Linked DNA regions of Mus musculus: all the other regions are linked to region 3. The links are chromatin loops, found by intact Hi-C in ENCODE. Cell type or tissue: left cerebral cortex. All regions are shown on one strand.

Region 1 (2,500 bases), 210 kb after region 3:
ATATTGTTAGCCATGATTAACTTTTACAGACTTTGCCTTTTGCATTATTGGTATGCCACTGTTTTTATCCAGTATCCTTGCTGCCATATTTTGTGCATGTTATTATTTTGTGTTGCCTTATAACCCCACAAACATTGGTGGAGCCTTTGTCTTTCTCAGTATGAGGTTGGTTTCTCTCAGGTGTATGTACTACTGATGGCTACTAGTAGTTCAGCCTGAACATTTTGTTATCGTTTATGTCCAAATGGAAATTATACAGGCAGTATTTAATGTATTTGGAGAGACATATAATTTGGGTCAGAATTCCCACTCTTAACTGCTAATTCGTGTTTTTTTTCTTCAAATGTTTCTAGGGCCCAGTGTTACCTTTACCAACAACATCTTAGAACCAGTATATTGCCAAGTGTCTGGGGAGTAGAACATGATTTATGTGAAAATTAGTTGGGGGTTTTTCTTGAGCATTTTTTTTCCTAAACATAGTTCGGATTTCACAAATCCCTTCAACATGTTTCTTAGTAAAAAATGGGAAAATTAATAGAATTGTATTAGTATTATTATATTTTATACTTAATTACATTAAGTATAAAGGAAACTTAACAGAAAACGGAAAGGGGTTGTAGTGGCAATGGTGCCACGAAATATTTCACCTGGATGGAATCAAAGTCTTTGATTTCTAACCAAAAAAAAAAAGGGGGGGGACATTTGAATAGCATTCTCTATTTCTTAAGTATTGGATGAGATTAGAAAAGTAGAAGATCATAATTAACCAGGTTAAAATCCTGAAGGAGTTAACAGGGTATGTTTGCCCATAACAACATACTTAGGAATGTTTCTTATATAAGCTAAAGTGGGTTTGTTGTTTTAGACATATTGACTTTGGGAGATGAGAAGCAACGCTCTAATGGTTTATGCTGGTGTTTTAAACAGGACTAGCTGAATTACACTATTGCTTCTCAAGATTTTTACACCCAACACGGTATTTAATAGTACCTGTTTGTTTGTTTTTTTAACTTTGCATCAACCACGTACTTACTATGACCTAAGACACATATGTGTGTTGAAATTGGTTCGATTCAATTTGTCATAATGACTTTAATTATTAAACTGGAACTGACAGCCTAGTTAGAAAGCCAAGGAGATCAGCTTGAAGGCTCTCCGCAGGCACTCTCAGCTGTCTCCTCCTGCCTGGCATCTCTGGTTTTCATTTTTTCCTTGCTGTGTATCAGCGGTCAGTGGCCAATTCACAGGCAGCCCTGGCATATCGGAGCGCACTCCCACTAGGCTGAGGCGGGCAGGCAGGGAGGGTGCCGAGCAGGCGGGGCGGCCACGGTCAGAGGGAGGGGCCGCGCCCCGGGTTCGGTGACTGCGCCGCGCGCCCGGCTCGCCTAGGCTCCCGGGATGCGCGGAGGCGGCAGCGATGGCGATGATGACTCTAGCCCGGCAGCTTCCAGGCCACCGGGCACAGATAGGGTCACTACTGCGACACGGAGGAGGAAGGGCGGCGCTGAGGCCAGCTGGTAGGTGAGAGGCCGCAAGCCCAGACCGGGAGGATCACACCAGGGTTGTGAGGCGAGCGGGAGCGGGGAGAAGGCTAAGCTTGGCCTGGCCTGGTAGGTTGCGCACCTGTGTTCCTGTGCAGCCTTGCTGTAAGCTCTACACAGACCACAACCCACTGCCTGCATCCAGGCGGAGTCCAAGCATCCCTGGACTAGCCTAGGCCTGTGTTTCCTCCAGTTCTAGGGAGCCCCCTACCCGTTACCAATCACAGTTGGGGATAAACCTGCAATCTCCTACTCCTTTAGTCAATAGTACGATAGTACGCAGTGCTCCACAGACTCCTTATCCCTCCACCAGAGACCCAGATCTTTCCCACCCCATCAGCTATTAGCCTCAATGGATAGATAGTTCAGGTGATTAGAAACAATGGGAGGTTTGAAATATCTCACTGACCTTGGGCAAGTTATTTAGCCTCCCCGTGCTTTTCTAGATCCATTCAAATTAGTGGGAATGGGACAGAACTTAGTTTTGTGTGAGGGCTGTGGAAAAAAAAAAAAAAAAAAAAAAAAAGCCTTCCATGAAGAAATTCGGCATTTATTTGGGGTTGGAATACAATGAAATAATCAAGGTCATGAGTTAACTTGTAAGTGTCCTAACGTTTGCTTCAAAAATTAATAATCTCTGTGAGCTCCTAGGGATCCGGGTTAGTTGATTCTGTTGGTCTTGCCCTTCAGCTCCCTCAGTCCGTCAACTTTTAGAATGGGAATAAAACAAACAAACAAACAGCACAGTATTAGAGACCCATCGCCCCTCCCCCCTCCCGCCTTCTCTTCCCCCTGTCCCTCCCTACACCTACTCATGACCCCCTCCCTCCTTCCCTCAGGCTGGCTTTCAAGTAGGTGATACTGCCTTTATGCTCTTGAGAGACTGAGATTACAGGCTACCACATCCAGCTTTTCACATATTTTTTTGTTTATTTGTTTTGCAACAGAGTGTCACTATG
Region 2 (2,500 bases), 96 kb after region 3:
CCAGCTGGTAATCCTTGTCTGTTTTTTCAGTTAGTTAGTTAGTTTGTTTTGTTTCGTTTTTTTGTTTAGCTCAGGTTGGCTTTAAGCTACAACCCTCCTGCTCTTGAGTTTCCAAATGCTGGGATGACAGGCGCATGTTACAATGTCCTCTCTTAGAAATTTCTTGTTATTTTTAAGATCAATCTCAATTCTCCAGCATTTACTTCTTAGTCTCAATACATGTATTCACTCCCTTCTGGCAAGCAATCTTTAACCAGCCTGAATCTTGAGTTATCAGAAAGCAAGCTTGCAGCCTCAGTCTTTTCTGTCAGCTGATAATTATTTCTTCCTCCTTTCTTTATCGAAATAACATTGCCATCAACCTTACAGATTAATTTAAAAATAACTTCTATGAAGGTGATATGCCTTCATTTAGAATTCCCAGGTATCTCGGTACTTATCCAGTATTTACCAATGCATTATCTTGTAATTTATTAGTTTGTTGCCAGGAAAGGCCTCTACGTCCTTAAGGGCAGAACTAGGCGTTCTTAAACTTTCTATAGGGACCTTAAATGAGAAGATGACACACAAAGTATATTTGTTGAGTAACTTTTTTGGAGGGTGGACGGGGAAATATCAGAAAGGTGGGGGGTAAAAGGACAGAGGAACACAGGGTACTATTGTGTATACAGATTCTTCCATACACGTTTTTTTAAAGATAGTGTCTCCTGTTGCCAGTAGGAAGCAGAGGTTGGCCTAGAACTCTTTGTGCTCATACTGCTTCGCTGTCCACACTCCCGCCCCCGGCTGGGATACAAGCTGCTCTTCCGTAAACTGGCCCAGAAGAGAGGATACTGAGCGTGGAGAGGTAGTCGGATTCCGTGTCTCTGGATCCTGCTGGAGCAGAGTAGGGTCTCTTGTTTCTCGCCGGCAGCCTCGCGTGGCAACCCCAGTCGCTGACACCAAACTCGGCTGACTGCAAGAAAGCAGCCAGGTTACCTCCTCCCCGCCTCCGTGGCCCCGCCCCGGAAGTGACTTGAGGCCGGTCCGGAACCTCCCGGCGCTGCGGCTGCAGCGTCACCAGAAGAGCCGGAGGGGTCCGGGCCGAGCAGCCGCTGCCACCGCCAACGAACCGGGTGCCGCGCGGGGTCCAGCAGCGCGCCGGGCAGCCGGGGCGGGAGGGGGGCCCAGCGGTCGGGCCGAGGGCGAGGCGACGCGGACGAGGCTGAGCCCGCAGCGGGGCGGGGGCCGGGGCCGGGGGTCGGGCCGGGGGCGGCCCCGGGCTAATGGAGGCTCCGGAGCGGGCGGGCGGCGGGGAGCCCCCCGAGCCTGGCGGGCGGCCGGTACTGGGCCCGCGGGCCTTCGTCCCGCAGAAGGAGATCGTGTACAACAAGCTTCTGCCCTATGCCGAGCGGCTGGACGCCGAGTCCGACTTGCAGCTGGCACAGATCAAGAGCAACCTGGGCCGGGCCGTGCAGCTCCAAGAGCTGTGGCCCGGGGGCCTCTTCTGGACGCGGAAACTCTCCACGTAAGTGGGCTGAAGCCGTCGGCGGGCCGGGCTCTTTGTCTGCGCTGCTGGTGCTGCTCAACTCTGTTCTGTCCAGACGGCGCTGACCTGGTGCAGGATTCCAGGGGCGCGGCCGAGTCCGGGGAGACCCAGTCTCCTCGTTGCTTTCCGTGGGACTTCTGGGTCCTGTCGGTCGCCTCTCACGATCAGCGTTCTGGTCCTTTCTCTTGACGTGCCAGGCTCTGGGGAGCCACAGGCGTACCCGGGCATAGGGACGAGCGGCTCCCATTGGTTCTCCCTGGGGTTCTGCGCTTGGAGCTGCGGGATAGAGAGCTTCGGTCTTTGGGGAAGCGACTCCTGTCCTTGCTTCTGTGGTTTTTTTGGGTTTGTTGTTTGTTTTTTGTTTTTGTTGTTGTTTTGTTTTGTTTTTCCTTCCTCGTCGATCCACTTTACACTTCTTACCGTAGGAAGTAGGGACAGTAAGAGGTTGTGTGTGTGTGTGTGTGTGTGTGGTGTGTTTTTCTGTGTTACTATGTTTCTTGGGGGTCTGGGTTGCTGTTCTGGCTTCCTGGATTTAATTGAAACGATTCGTTTCAAATGGACAGTCAGCGCATTCTCGGATTGAGTAGACGTTGAGAATGTTGTCTTAGAATTCTAGGAAAAGTGTATGTTCCTGTTGTGACATTTCCTCGGTCACGACTTCGCTTATTCTAAGGCAAATAGTGAAGAGCGCTGTTAGGTTGATCCCGGGCTTTGTTGGCCAGACTGTGTGGTTTTGAGTTGGTTAGTTCTTTTGTTTTCCGTACGCACTAGCCGCAAATTATAGCGTCATTAGAATTAGAACGGGGGAAAAGTAATGATGGAGCAAAAAGTTTGGAGAGGTCATTTGCTCTATGCGCGCCTTTACTTTGGCAGAACTTATTATATAAGATTTTTGCTGTTTTGTTTGGTACGCTACATATAATTTGGTAAGACTATGTTTATGCATATGGTTACCGATAAGTGATTGCACAG
Region 3 (2,500 bases):
GCAGCGGGCGACCAGGTGGATTCGTCTCTAAGCAGGTTGACATTTCTGTTGGACTCCAGGAATGAGTAAGTTGCCGTCCCAGACTGGAAGTTATTTAACCAATTTTAGCCAATCATAACTAAGGCATTCACACATTACTTCATTGAGCTTCTACCTTATCATATTCACTCACACACGCTCTAGGCTTGGTTACATGAGGACCGCGTGGTAAGTGCAGCAGGGAACCAGAGCACCCCAGGCAGCTTTGAAGCACTGGGAAAAGTGGCTCCTGGGGCCACGCATTCCTTGCAGCTACTCTTCCAGCAGACCTGGGATTCATACCCAGCTCTCATTCTAGGACTGACACCCTTACACAGACATACATGCAGGCAAATGTCAAGGACCTGCCTTGGCTTGGAGAGGGGTCCTGAGAGAAGGGGTGTTTGAGAGCAGTGAAACAAACAACTCAAAGTCAGATTGTAGGTCCTAGCTGGCAGCCTATGTTTTGCTTGAGATAGTTTTCCAGACTGCTCTACGTTCTGCTCATAGAGTTCTCCAGGAAGTTCTCTTGTGCTATTCTAAAAATTCTCTAGATAGCTCATCTCTTGCAGATTGAAAGCCCAGTTTTTATTTACACATCAGTCCAGTCATTACCTCAGGTTCCCTTTTGATTATTCCAATCAGTATCCCAGGGCCCCAGCCTCTTAATTCTTAGGAGATAGCAAGCACATTTATTTTAACATTGCAAAAGAATTTAGAGATCTGCCTGCCTCTGTTAAGCACAGAGAAAAACTATCAGGGTGGGACCCTAGTACAGGTACATATTCTGCAATCAAGGGCTCAGTTAAGTGATTTTGCAGTACCAGAATGCATTTTTTAAGCTAAATTCAGCCAATTACAACTAGAGCGTGCCACAAATTACTTCATGGCTTTTTTTTTTTTCACTCATGCCCCCCCACACACACACACACACATACTATGGCTTGGTTATCTGGGGCTGTGGGTGTGGTCCGAGGCATTGCCCTACAGCAGGCTTGGGCGGCAGACATGAGTTCGTATCACTTTCACTCACTCTGGGGCCATTGGCTGTGCCTCGAGTGCAGCTATACAGCATGGGACCTTGTGAGGCCATGTGTTCTTTCAGTGATGACAAGGTACAAAACACAATAGAAGATATAGAATTGGAATCTAAATACTTAGAGTCATTTAAAATAAGAATGCACTGGAGATATACAAGGGCTTGGGTTTGGTGGCCAATATTGAAAAATTAAAGGAGATAAATTCAAGAGAGTGACATGTCCTAATCAAAAGATTCAAAACAGAAAAGAGAAAAGAATTTGCAGAGAGTGCTTGCTGCCCAAGCTTGACCGCCTGAGTTTGGTCTTCCAGAACCCATGTAATAGGAGTGAATCAAACTCTGCAATTTTCTCTCAGACCTAATCTCTATAGCATAATCTACTCTGGAGTTGACATTTCCCCAATGGGGAAATTCCTAAAGCATCCAGTCTTCAAGGCCCTTTTCTGAACAGCAGGAAGAGGGCAGTGCAAGACAAGATATGGATGAACACAGCAAGACCTCAGCAAAATGTGGCTGACTCACACAGACTATTCATTTCCCAGTGAGTAATCCTAGGTTGAAAACACTTAGACTTCTTTCTTCAGTGATAATGACTGTTAGTTGTACTTTCAATGAGCCACAAGACAAGAATCAGTTCTGCCTTATTTGTAAGTAAGAGATAGACTGCATACTAAGATTTATATGAAATCCTTAGGAAGATGGGCCTAACTAGGTAAACTTTTCTTGTATTTTGAGAACAGGGGACCCTTGTTCATCTGGTCTGCTTTTTGTCTAGAGGGTAGAATTTAAGTTCTATTTTAAAGGTATTTCTGTTCCCAACATCTAGGAAGCCATGAAGATATAATGTTCAGACTGGACATTTGCAGTGGCACAGGCTAGAGTCACCAGCAGGACTCTAGGATAATGAAGCCTGGTATTAGCTTCTTGATAAAAGGTCATCCTCTTGTCACATGTTTGTCCAGAGTTCTCCATACTTTATGTTTGAGCTTTTTCTACCCTCTTAGATTCTCTATTCTCTTAGATTTTTTCCTATCACTTTATTTATCAGTGATCACTCCAACAATGGCTGTTCTCAATAAACTAAGACTTGACTTACCTTGAATGTACTAACCCACTGGGGTTTGTCTCAGTCTGACAGTCTAGATCAAAAGTGGGAATTAGACTCTTTCTAAGTCACCAATAAGATGAAATTTAACATAGAAAGAGGTCTGTGATCTTGAAAGTTCTAGCAGAATGGGAAAACCAGACAACATGCAAGCTTCACAAGGCCTGCTATGGCTGTAGTTTATCACATCCTTAATGTACAGCCTTTAGCAGAGACACTATGAGCAAGCTGACAAATACTAACACTTATGTATGCTTCTAACAATAACAGATTCTGTGCTGGGAAGACATGGGTAATTGTTCTTATGACAATGGAACATGAAGTCTCTTGATCACTCA

What was found. Peaks named below come from ENCODE experiments on the same cell type or tissue, not always from the same donor. Only the 100,000 strongest peaks of a DNase experiment are listed, where the experiment ranks them.
Region 1: it touches region 3 in a loop (5-fold over the local background); 3 of 42 quality-filtered maps call a loop at or near these places.
Region 2: it touches region 3 in a loop (3-fold over the local background); 3 of 42 quality-filtered maps call a loop at or near these places.

The regions. Positions count from the first base shown.
Region 1 is chr11:30,884,026-30,886,525 of GRCm38, forward strand. Gpr75 (G protein-coupled receptor 75) reads left to right here and starts at 1,333. Exons shown (of 2, transcript NM_175490.4): 1 at 1,333-1,517. It also overlaps a transcript of Erlec1 not described here. In left cerebral cortex, no CTCF peak of the experiment used is centred here; DNase peaks (open chromatin) are centred at 1,393 and 1,690; H3K4me3 peaks cover 1,507 bases; H3K27ac peaks cover 1,444 bases.
Region 2 is chr11:30,770,718-30,773,217 of GRCm38, forward strand. It overlaps Psme4 (proteasome (prosome, macropain) activator subunit 4), which reads left to right and starts at 1,058. Exons shown (of 47, transcript NM_134013.3): 1 at 1,058-1,507. The coding sequence starts at 1,266. In left cerebral cortex, no CTCF peak of the experiment used is centred here; DNase peaks (open chromatin) are centred at 988, 1,614 and 2,240; H3K4me3 peaks cover 2,131 bases; H3K27ac peaks cover 1,424 bases.
Region 3 is chr11:30,674,755-30,677,254 of GRCm38, forward strand. No RefSeq gene overlaps it. Among named protein-coding and RNA genes, the nearest start is that of Acyp2, 27 kb to the left of the region's middle. In left cerebral cortex, a CTCF peak has its summit at 1,502; a DNase peak (open chromatin) is centred at 1,532.